Linked DNA regions of Homo sapiens: regions 2 and 3 are each linked to region 1. Evidence: chromatin contacts called from ENCODE Hi-C or POLR2A ChIA-PET data. All regions are on one chromosome and are shown on one strand. Each heading gives the region's core, a stretch centred on a gene start or an enhancer-like site at or near the end of the contact. The rest is flanking DNA. Distances are from core to core; before and after follow the strand shown. Region 1 overlaps PPP4R3A (protein phosphatase 4 regulatory subunit 3A). Region 2 overlaps CCDC88C (coiled-coil domain containing 88C). Region 3 overlaps CCDC88C (coiled-coil domain containing 88C).

Evidence for each region. Hi-C counts contacts between places; a loop is a spot of excess contacts on that map. ChIA-PET counts read pairs that join two places held with the same protein, here RNA polymerase II (POLR2A). Pooled maps may share reads with other maps.
Region 2: a loop to region 1 is called in a pooled map, with 5 times the contacts of the local background. The contact joins two enhancer-like sites. A Hi-C loop is called at or near these places in 8 of 37 single-sample maps with no recorded cell type and 5 of 50 pooled maps. POLR2A ChIA-PET finds 5 or more read pairs at or near these places in 6 of 52 experiments (CD8-positive, alpha-beta T cell, H1, OCI-LY7 and 3 more).
Region 3: a loop to region 1 is called in a pooled map, with 2.2 times the contacts of the local background. The contact joins two enhancer-like sites. A Hi-C loop is called at or near these places in 1 of 168 maps with a recorded cell type or tissue (CD4-positive, alpha-beta T cell), 8 of 37 single-sample maps with no recorded cell type and 3 of 50 pooled maps. POLR2A ChIA-PET finds 5 or more read pairs at or near these places in 5 of 52 experiments (CD4-positive, alpha-beta memory T cell, IMR-90, Panc1 and 2 more).

What each region holds. Positions count from the first base shown.
Region 1 is chr14:91,494,172-91,496,871 of GRCh38, forward strand. All of the region lies in intron 1 of PPP4R3A (protein phosphatase 4 regulatory subunit 3A), which reads right to left. Among named protein-coding and RNA genes, the nearest start is that of PPP4R3A, 15 kb to the right of the region's middle. RefSeq lists enhancers at 688-837, 1,319-1,528. Within about 2 kb of position 1,345, at least 5 of the 41 ENCODE cell types and tissues checked have a DNase peak (open chromatin) inside an H3K27ac peak, as active enhancers do; they include OCI-LY7, where a contact is called at or near this core.
Region 2 is chr14:91,362,792-91,365,491 of GRCh38, forward strand. The region is part of intron 3 of CCDC88C (coiled-coil domain containing 88C); the gene reads right to left. Among named protein-coding and RNA genes, the nearest start is that of CCDC88C, 54 kb to the right of the region's middle. RefSeq lists enhancers at 1,369-1,588, 2,249-2,498 and a silencer at 1,709-1,758. Within about 2 kb of position 1,405, at least 10 of the 41 ENCODE cell types and tissues checked have a DNase peak (open chromatin) inside an H3K27ac peak, as active enhancers do; they include OCI-LY7, where a contact is called at or near this core.
Region 3 is chr14:91,302,097-91,304,796 of GRCh38, forward strand. CCDC88C (coiled-coil domain containing 88C) reads right to left here. Exons shown (of 30, transcript NM_001080414.4): 20 at 1,605-1,882. Among named protein-coding and RNA genes, the nearest start is that of GPR68, 59 kb to the left of the region's middle. RefSeq lists silencers at 1,107-1,166, 1,327-1,486. Within about 2 kb of position 1,360, at least 5 of the 41 ENCODE cell types and tissues checked have a DNase peak (open chromatin) inside an H3K27ac peak, as active enhancers do.

The sequences.
Region 1 (2,700 bases), core at 95-2,594:
GAGTGAAAGAATTGCATTACTTTAACAAATTATATTTCAGAAGATGCAAGATCTCTAATGGCATAGGACCCAACTAGGAAACGCTTCTCTAAAAGTTAAAACTGCACAAAAGTACAACCTATATAAAAGAAAAAATTGGGCATCACAATTAAAAATTTGTTTGTGCTGCAAACAATACCATCAAGTAAAAAGAAAGCCCACAGAATGAGAGAAAAGATTTGGAAAGCATATATCTGGTAAAGGACTTGTATCCGGAATATATAAAGGACTCTTACAACTCAATATTAAAATGTGGGCAATGAATTTGAATAGAAATTTATCCAAAACGGATATACAAAAAACTAGTAAGCATATGAGAAGATGCTCAGCATTAGTCATTAAGGAAATGCAAATCAAACCCACAAATAAGGGCCAGGCACGGTGGCTCACGCCTATAATACCAGCACTTTGGGAGGCTGAGGCAGGTGGATCACTTGAGGTCAGGAGTTCGAGACCAGCCTGGCCAAAATGGTGAAACCCCATCTCTACTAAAGACACACAAAAAATTAGCTGGGCATCGTTGTGCATGTCTTTAAACCCAGCTACTCAGGAGGCTGAGGCAGGAGAATCACTTTAACCTGGGAGGTGGAGGTTGCAGTGAGCCAGGATTGCACCACTGCACCCCAGCCTGGACGACAGAGACTCTGTCTCAAATGAAAACAAAAACCAAAACCACAAATGAGATACCATTTAGTACCCACTAGAATGTCTACAATCAAAGACAAGACAATAACAAGCGGTGACAAGGCTGTAGAGAAATGGGAAGCTTCATACATTGCTTCTGGGAATATAAAATGAGGCATCAATTTTGGAAAAGTTTGGCAGTTCCTTCAAAAGTTAAGCAGTTACCTTGCAATTTCCCTTCTCGGTATATATCCAAGAGAAATGAATACATGCCCAGACAAAAACTTGTACATTTATATTCACAGCAAGGTTATTTACAACAGCAAAAAATGAACAGATAAATTCAATGTGGCATATACTCAGCTACACAGAGTAATGAAAACCTAACACATTACAATATGTATAAACCTTGAAAACATATGAAATTAAAGAAGCCCATCATAAAATACCACATGTCCAGATACATAATGTGTGTGTGTGTGTGTGTGTGTATGTTTTTTTTTAGACAGTCTCTCTGTCGCCCAGGCTGGAGTGCAGTGGCGTGATCTGAGCTCACTGCAGCCTCTGCCTCCTGGGTTCAAGCAATTCTCCTGCCTCAGCCACCTGAGTAGCTGGGACTACAGGCACATTCCCAGTCCAGATAGGTAAATTTAGAGACAGAAAATAGATTAGTGGTTGTTTAGGGCTGGGAGGAAGTGAAAGTGGGTAGTGATTGCTAATGGGCACATGATTTTTTTCAGAGGAGACAAAATGTTCTAAAATTAGATTGTGGTGATGGTTGCAAACCTGTGATTATACTAAAAAACAATGAATTGTACATTTTGAATTGGTGAATTATATAGTATGTAAATACTGTTAAAAAAAAAACAAAAAACAGGTGGAGTGCAGCCTAGGCAATATAGTGAGACCTTGTCTCTATAAAAAAATTTTAAAAATTAGCCAAGTGTGGCAGCGCACGCCTGTAGTCCTAGCTGCTCAGGAGGCAGAGGTGGGAGGATTGCCTAAGCCTTGGAAATGCAGGTTGCAGTGAGCCAAGATCATGCCACTGCACTCCAGCCTAGGCAACAGAGCAAGACCCAGTCTCAAAAAAACAAAACAAAACACACACACACACACAAAAAGGTAAACTGTAAAGTATAAATATTCATACAATGGATACCACGAACAATGTTAATATATGAATCAAAGAGTAAACACAACAGATATTTTACAAACCTGAGTAAAAGACAGCTGAGACAAAGGTATAAACCATAGAATTCAATTTACACAAAGCTCACAAAGTGGCAAAATTAACCTATCATTAGGCTAGCAGTTTTCTCTGGGTAGGATAGTGACTGGGGAGGAACCTGAAGTAGGCTTCCAGAGTAGTGGTTATGTTGTTTTTTCAATGGTGTGCTGGTTATTTTTTGAAAATTCATCAAATTGAATACTTATGATTTGTGTACCTTTTTGATGTATTATACTGCAATTCAAAAGTTTTTTTAAGTTTAAGAAGTCAGAAACACATAGCACAGGGGATTGAGGTTGTTATTCAAGTTGTGCTTTCAAGAAACACACGCCTGATTTTTACAGTCACTAAAACAAAAAACACGGCAGTGCAGTGGTATGACATTGTCAGCCACCTAATCCCTAATAGCAATTATTTCTCAAGTACCAGTCTCTTTTACATTTTCTTCAAAACTCTCTTAGTAGTGTTTACAGGATCAGGATAATAAGAAAGAGGGAAAAAAAGGTTTGACGTACTCCCTTCCAAAGTTCTGGCTAAAACAGGACACACTAGAAGCTTCTAGTGTTGGGAAATGTTTTTCTGGTCTATTCAGGATATTAGAGGGAAGTATCCCCTGAAACTCTCTTTTCAGCCATATCACAGTTTTGGTCTAGGAAGTCCAGCTCTCATCCCCAATACCATATTCCCAAAGAGATAAGTAGGCTATAGAGGCTAGAACACCGGAAAGTCTTTCAACTTGAGGGCTCAGTAAGACAATAAATAAAAGACACAATACTAGGTTTATTCCTAGTCTATTGGGTTTCCCTCCA
Region 2 (2,700 bases), core at 155-2,654, 130 kb before region 1:
GGTGGCGGGTGCCTGTAGTCCCAGCTACTCAGGAGGCTGAGGCAGGAGAATGGCATGAACCCGGGAGGCGGAGGTTACAGTGAGCCGAGATTGGGCCACTGCACTCAAGCCTGGGTGACAGAGCGAGACTCCATCTCAGGAAAAAAAAAAAAAAAGAAATCATGTTTTAGGAACAGACAATATCTTTCTGAGTTGTTCCTTTCAAAACACCATGGTTCTCCTAAGATGTAATCCTATGGCCAAAGCTACTCTCGAGCCATTAACTGGTCCCCTTAAAGAACCATCAATCACATTTCCAGCAAAAACTGGCTCAGATGCCAGGGCTGTCCAGCAATATACATAATTGAGACACATTAATTTCAAATTTTCTATTAGCCATCTTTAAAAAAGTAAAAAGAAACAGGTGAAAATATTCAACTTTAATTAAGCCAATATAACCAAAATATAATCATTTCAACCCATAATTGACATAAAAATGTATTATTTTACTTTTTTTTTTTGGAGAGAGGGGGTTTCACCATGTTGCCCAGGCTAGTCTTGAACTCCTGGACTCAGGCAATACCCCCACCTCGGCCTTCCAAAGTGCTAGGATCACAGGTGTGAGTCACCTTGCCCGGCCTTTGCATTCTTTTTCCATACACTTTGAAATCAGTGTGTATGTTACACTTACAGCACATCCCAATTCAGATGCTAAATTTTCACTGGAAATACTTGACTGTTTCCAGATTTCACAAAATCTAGAGTTGAAAAAGTTCATTTGTTGGAGGTATAATATGCGAGATTAAGAAAAAATAATAAAAAAAAATTTTTAAGAAAGAAAAAATAGACTTGTATTCCCAGGTTGTTCCAAACACATTTAAAAGTTTTCCTACAACTGAACTGAGTACCAGTTTTTAAATTTAAATGAACTAAAATAAAAAATTCATTTCCACAGTCACACTGCGGTATCTCCAGGCCCTGAAGGCCACATGCGACTGGTGGCTACTGGGCCCCAACACCAGGCCTTTGCCCTCCCCCGCGGGGAATGTGGTGGGGTGAGGGGCCTCTGGGCTGGCCCTCAGTCTGGCAGGGACGTGAGGAGGCTGCTGACGAGGGGACCCTCCCACGTGGCATCAGAACAGAAAGCCACTCACTTGGAGGCTGCAGCTGATGCTGTCCTGCCAGGGCACCTGGTCACACCCCAGCCAGCCACCTGTGAGGCAGGACCACACCAGGCTGGAGAGTGCAAGCCCAGTGGTGCTCTGGACAGGCCCCCACATTTGCCAGTGAGCCCTCCTTGTGCCACTCTAGTCTTTGCAATGGCAGAAACAAGTGCCAAGGCAAGCTTGAGGGACAAGGGACACACACCAGCCTCGCTGAGGCCTCTGTCTTGTCACCGGTCCTTGTGGTCTGATGGACAGGGAAGAAGAGGGTCAGGCTTGGCACATGGCCCTCCAAGGGAACCCCCTTCCGCAGAGCACATGGTAGGGGTGTGGCATTGCAATCCAGGGTAGATTGCACTCCTCCCCACTTCTCCTTTAGGTTTGCTTTCGGATCCTAAAATAAGATTTTGCTTTTCATAAATGACTTGCTTTTCAACTGCATCCTGGAATGACTCCTCGGCCAATTAAATGCTTTAAACAAACCAAAAGAAGTCAATGAACAAAGGGTCAGAGGCAGGTGCATTTGTGTTTTGGATACTGCAGGGGCCACTGGTGTCCCTAGGGGTTGGGGGAGAGCAAGGCTGAAAAGCGCTTTGTAATCTCACAAGGGGAGAGGGCCCACCCACCTGACAACACCCTGGCCTCAAATCTAAAATCTAGGCTCTTATCAGTCACCCCAAGGGGGAGGGTTGGGGTGGGCCAGGACCCCCTCAGGAAGCATTTGTCACCCCGGCAGGAAGGTGGCAGGGGCAGCAGTTGTGTCTGCACACGGTGTCAACAAGCCTCCATTCCCAGCTCCCAACCCAGATCACAGGAAGCAAACTGAAGGTGGCCCAGAGCATGCTGCATCTCAAGGCCTGTAGCGGTGGCTTTCCAAGGTCACAGGCGTAGAGTTCTAAGAACAGAACCAAAGAGAAAGCTGATTCTATTAGAACCTGCTGGGGACAAACATCAATGTACTTGTTGAGAAATCGGGACCATCCCCAAAACACAGGATACAGGTGTCCCACTCCAGGCTTCATAGGCAATGAAGCTCTGACAGGGGAGGACGACATCAGATCGTAGCGGCGCCTGGTTAGGGAGTGACGCCCATGCTGGGTGGTGGGGCCACTGCAAACAAGACCAGCGTCCAGGCCAATGCTGTGACGCTAAGCACTTGTCACTGCTGGCTCCAGGAGGCCACAGGCACCCTACGGTCCCCTCCAGCCTAAGTGCTCTCCTCCTCTCCTCCAACTCCCTCACCCCTCACCCCTCACCCCTCCCAGGCAGGTTTCACCTTGCTGGGGCTTCTGCCCTCCTGAGAGGCAGGACAGAATGAGAGGCAGGACAGAATGAGTGGCAGGCAGGTGTCTGGAGCCCATGAAGCAGGTAGGGACCAGGACGGGAAGGGACTAGGCTGGGAAGGACCCAAGGAAAGGGGTCTGAGCGCCTCCCTTCTCCACCTACGGTGGCCCCTCACGCCCCACATGACCCTGTATGGCTCCTGGGGCTTGTAGATGAAGCTCATTTTCTGTTTTGTCCAGTTGAGGCCATTAAACTGTTAGGGGGACAGGCCGCC
Region 3 (2,700 bases), core at 110-2,609, 190 kb before region 1:
CACTTGGCAAGTGAATAAATGAATGTCATCACCACCCATGAACCCACAAGCATCATCAGCGCCCGCACAAGGCTTTTGTGATTCAATGACATTTGTGGCTCCTGACCGTGGAGATGTCCTCCCCACTCCCACCTTGAAGAACCAACGATCACTTAGCCATGTTGTTGAGGCGGCTCCAAAGGATATACCATCAGCAGGGCCATTTCCCAGGCAAAGGAAGTAGATCTTGCTCCCTCTGTTGTACTCCAAGTACCTGAGAGCCTCTCTTTAGCCATGTCTCTCTCATGCATCAGATTCAGGTGCACATCACACCTGCCCCTCAGACTCTGGAGAGCAGCATCCTACCTCTCCTAGCCCTCCCTGGATCCTGCCATGCCCTGCGCAGGTGCCTGGTACCATCACTGATCAGCAGGAGACAGAATCCCAGCCCAGATTGGCTGACTTAATGAATACAAAACCCAAGACCATGAACTGTCAAGAGTGCAAAGTTAAGATGTGTGCATTTCAATGTAAGTTTTACCTGTAAAAAATGGGGTGAGGGTGTGGAGAGTGGGAGGTGCACATGAAATGAGAACAGCAGGACATAAATGACTGTCGAGAGTGCATGATGCATACACAAGAGTTTCACTATATGATTCTGCTTCCTTTCTATATGTTCGGAAGTTTCCATAATTAAAGGTTAAAAATGAAAAAAAGCAAGCGAGACCTTGATATGAAAGAGAAGAGCTGGGAGGCCAGAGAAGGCATACCCCTACAAACGGAGCCGTGGAGAATTCCCTCCTTATTTCTGTTTTGGGGAGAAAAGAGACAGAAGAGAACCCTTAGGGATCAGGGCCCCAAAGGCCCACTGGAAATAGTAGAGGCATCCCCTTCTCCACACAGGAGCCCCTCTTACTACTGTCTTCAGTTGCACAAATTCCAAATTGCTAAAGGTAACGTTTATTTCCTTCCTTTTGGGAAAGCTCAGGTGCCCCAACAATGGGAAGCAGCTGGCCAAGAGATTTCCTGCAGGGGAGGTCCAGGGAAGTCCCAGTCCTCCGCGCAGCCTGACAGACTCCCCAGGCCTGGCCTCAGGCCCCGCTGCAGGCCTACCCAGGGGCCCCACCTCCACCCTCCTTCACCTCCCCTCCCCACACACCCTGCCTCTCCCCCGGGCCCTGCCCACTTCCCCAAAGCCCTGCCTCTCCTGAGACCCTCTCCTGAGACCCCACCTCTGCTCCAGGCTCCACCTCTCCTCCAGGCTCCACCCTTCTCACGAGGCCCCCGCCTCTCGTCCAGGCTCCACCCATCTCCCCCAGTCCCTGCCTTTCCCACAGGTCCTACCCACCTCCCCCAGACCCCGCCTCTCTCCAGGCTCCACCTCTCTCCCCAGGCTCTGCCTCTCCTCCAGGCTCCACCCCTCTCCCCAGGCCCCACCCCTCCTCCAGGCTCTATCACTCTCCCCCAGGTCCCACCCATCTCCTCCAGGCTCCACCCATCTTCCCCAGGCCCTGCCTCTCCCCTAGGTCCCACCCATCTACCCCAGGCCCCACCTTTCCCCCTGGGCCCAGCCTCTCCTCTGGACTCTACCCCTCCCCAGATCCCCTTCCTTCCCCAGGCCCTACCTCTCCCCGAGCTCCTTGTGCTCCAGCTCCAGATTCCGATGCAGTGTCTTTAGGCAGCTGTGCTGGCGGATGAGGGCCTCGTACTCGGCCGATTGCCGCTCGTGCAGCGTGCCCAGGTGCTCGTGGTCCTGCAGCAGGGCCTCGTAGGCCGCTGTAAGTTGCTCCTGCTGCCTCTGCAGGCTTTCGTTCTCCGTCTCCTTGGCCGTGTGGTGGTTCTGCAGCAGCGTGTACTGCGCGGTGAGCGCTGCGCTCTGGGAACTCAGCGTGGAGTTCTCCACCTGCCGAGAGGGAGAAGCGCGGCGTGGCGCAGGCCCCACAGTCAGCGAGGAGGGCTGGGGAGCAGGTCAAGTGCTCGAGCAGACACGAAAATAGCCGGGACCCTCAGGGCAGAAGACCCAGAGGGTACCCAGGATGGCTGTTCCAGAACTTAAGCAACTGCTGTGGGAAGGGGACTAAACCGCATAGACGGGCACTCAGAGGGTACTTCAGTCCTGAGCCACTCGCCACAAATGTGAGCTGCTGGGGCAGATGATGTCCTTTCCCTGGATAACTCCCTTGTGTGCTGTGCCCTCTCTGACTATTTTTTAAAAACCTCTTTTCAGCTGACTGTGGTGGCTCAGGCTTGTAATCCCAGGACTTCAGGAAGCAGAAGCAGGAGGGTCACTTGAACCAAAGAATTCAAGACCAGCCTGAGCAACATAGTGAGACCCCATCTCTACAAAAAAAAAGTATTTTTAACTTAGCTGGGCATGGTGTTGTATGCCTATAGTCCCAGCTACTTGGGAGGCTGAGGCAGGAGGACTGCTTGAGCCCAGGAGTTGGAGGTTATAGTGAGCTATGATTGCAGCACTGCACTCCAGCCTGGGCGACAGAGTGAAACCCTGTCTCTTACAATGAAAACAGAACCTATTTTCTAGAACAAGTATACAGAATATCTGTAAATAAGGATATAGAATACCTGAACAATACTATCAACCTACTTAACATAATTGATATTTGTATACCTCTCCATCCAACAACATCCAAAATCATCAGAAAACTGAAGAGGAGGGAATACTTCCCAAATCATTTTATGAAGCCAGAATTACCCTGATAT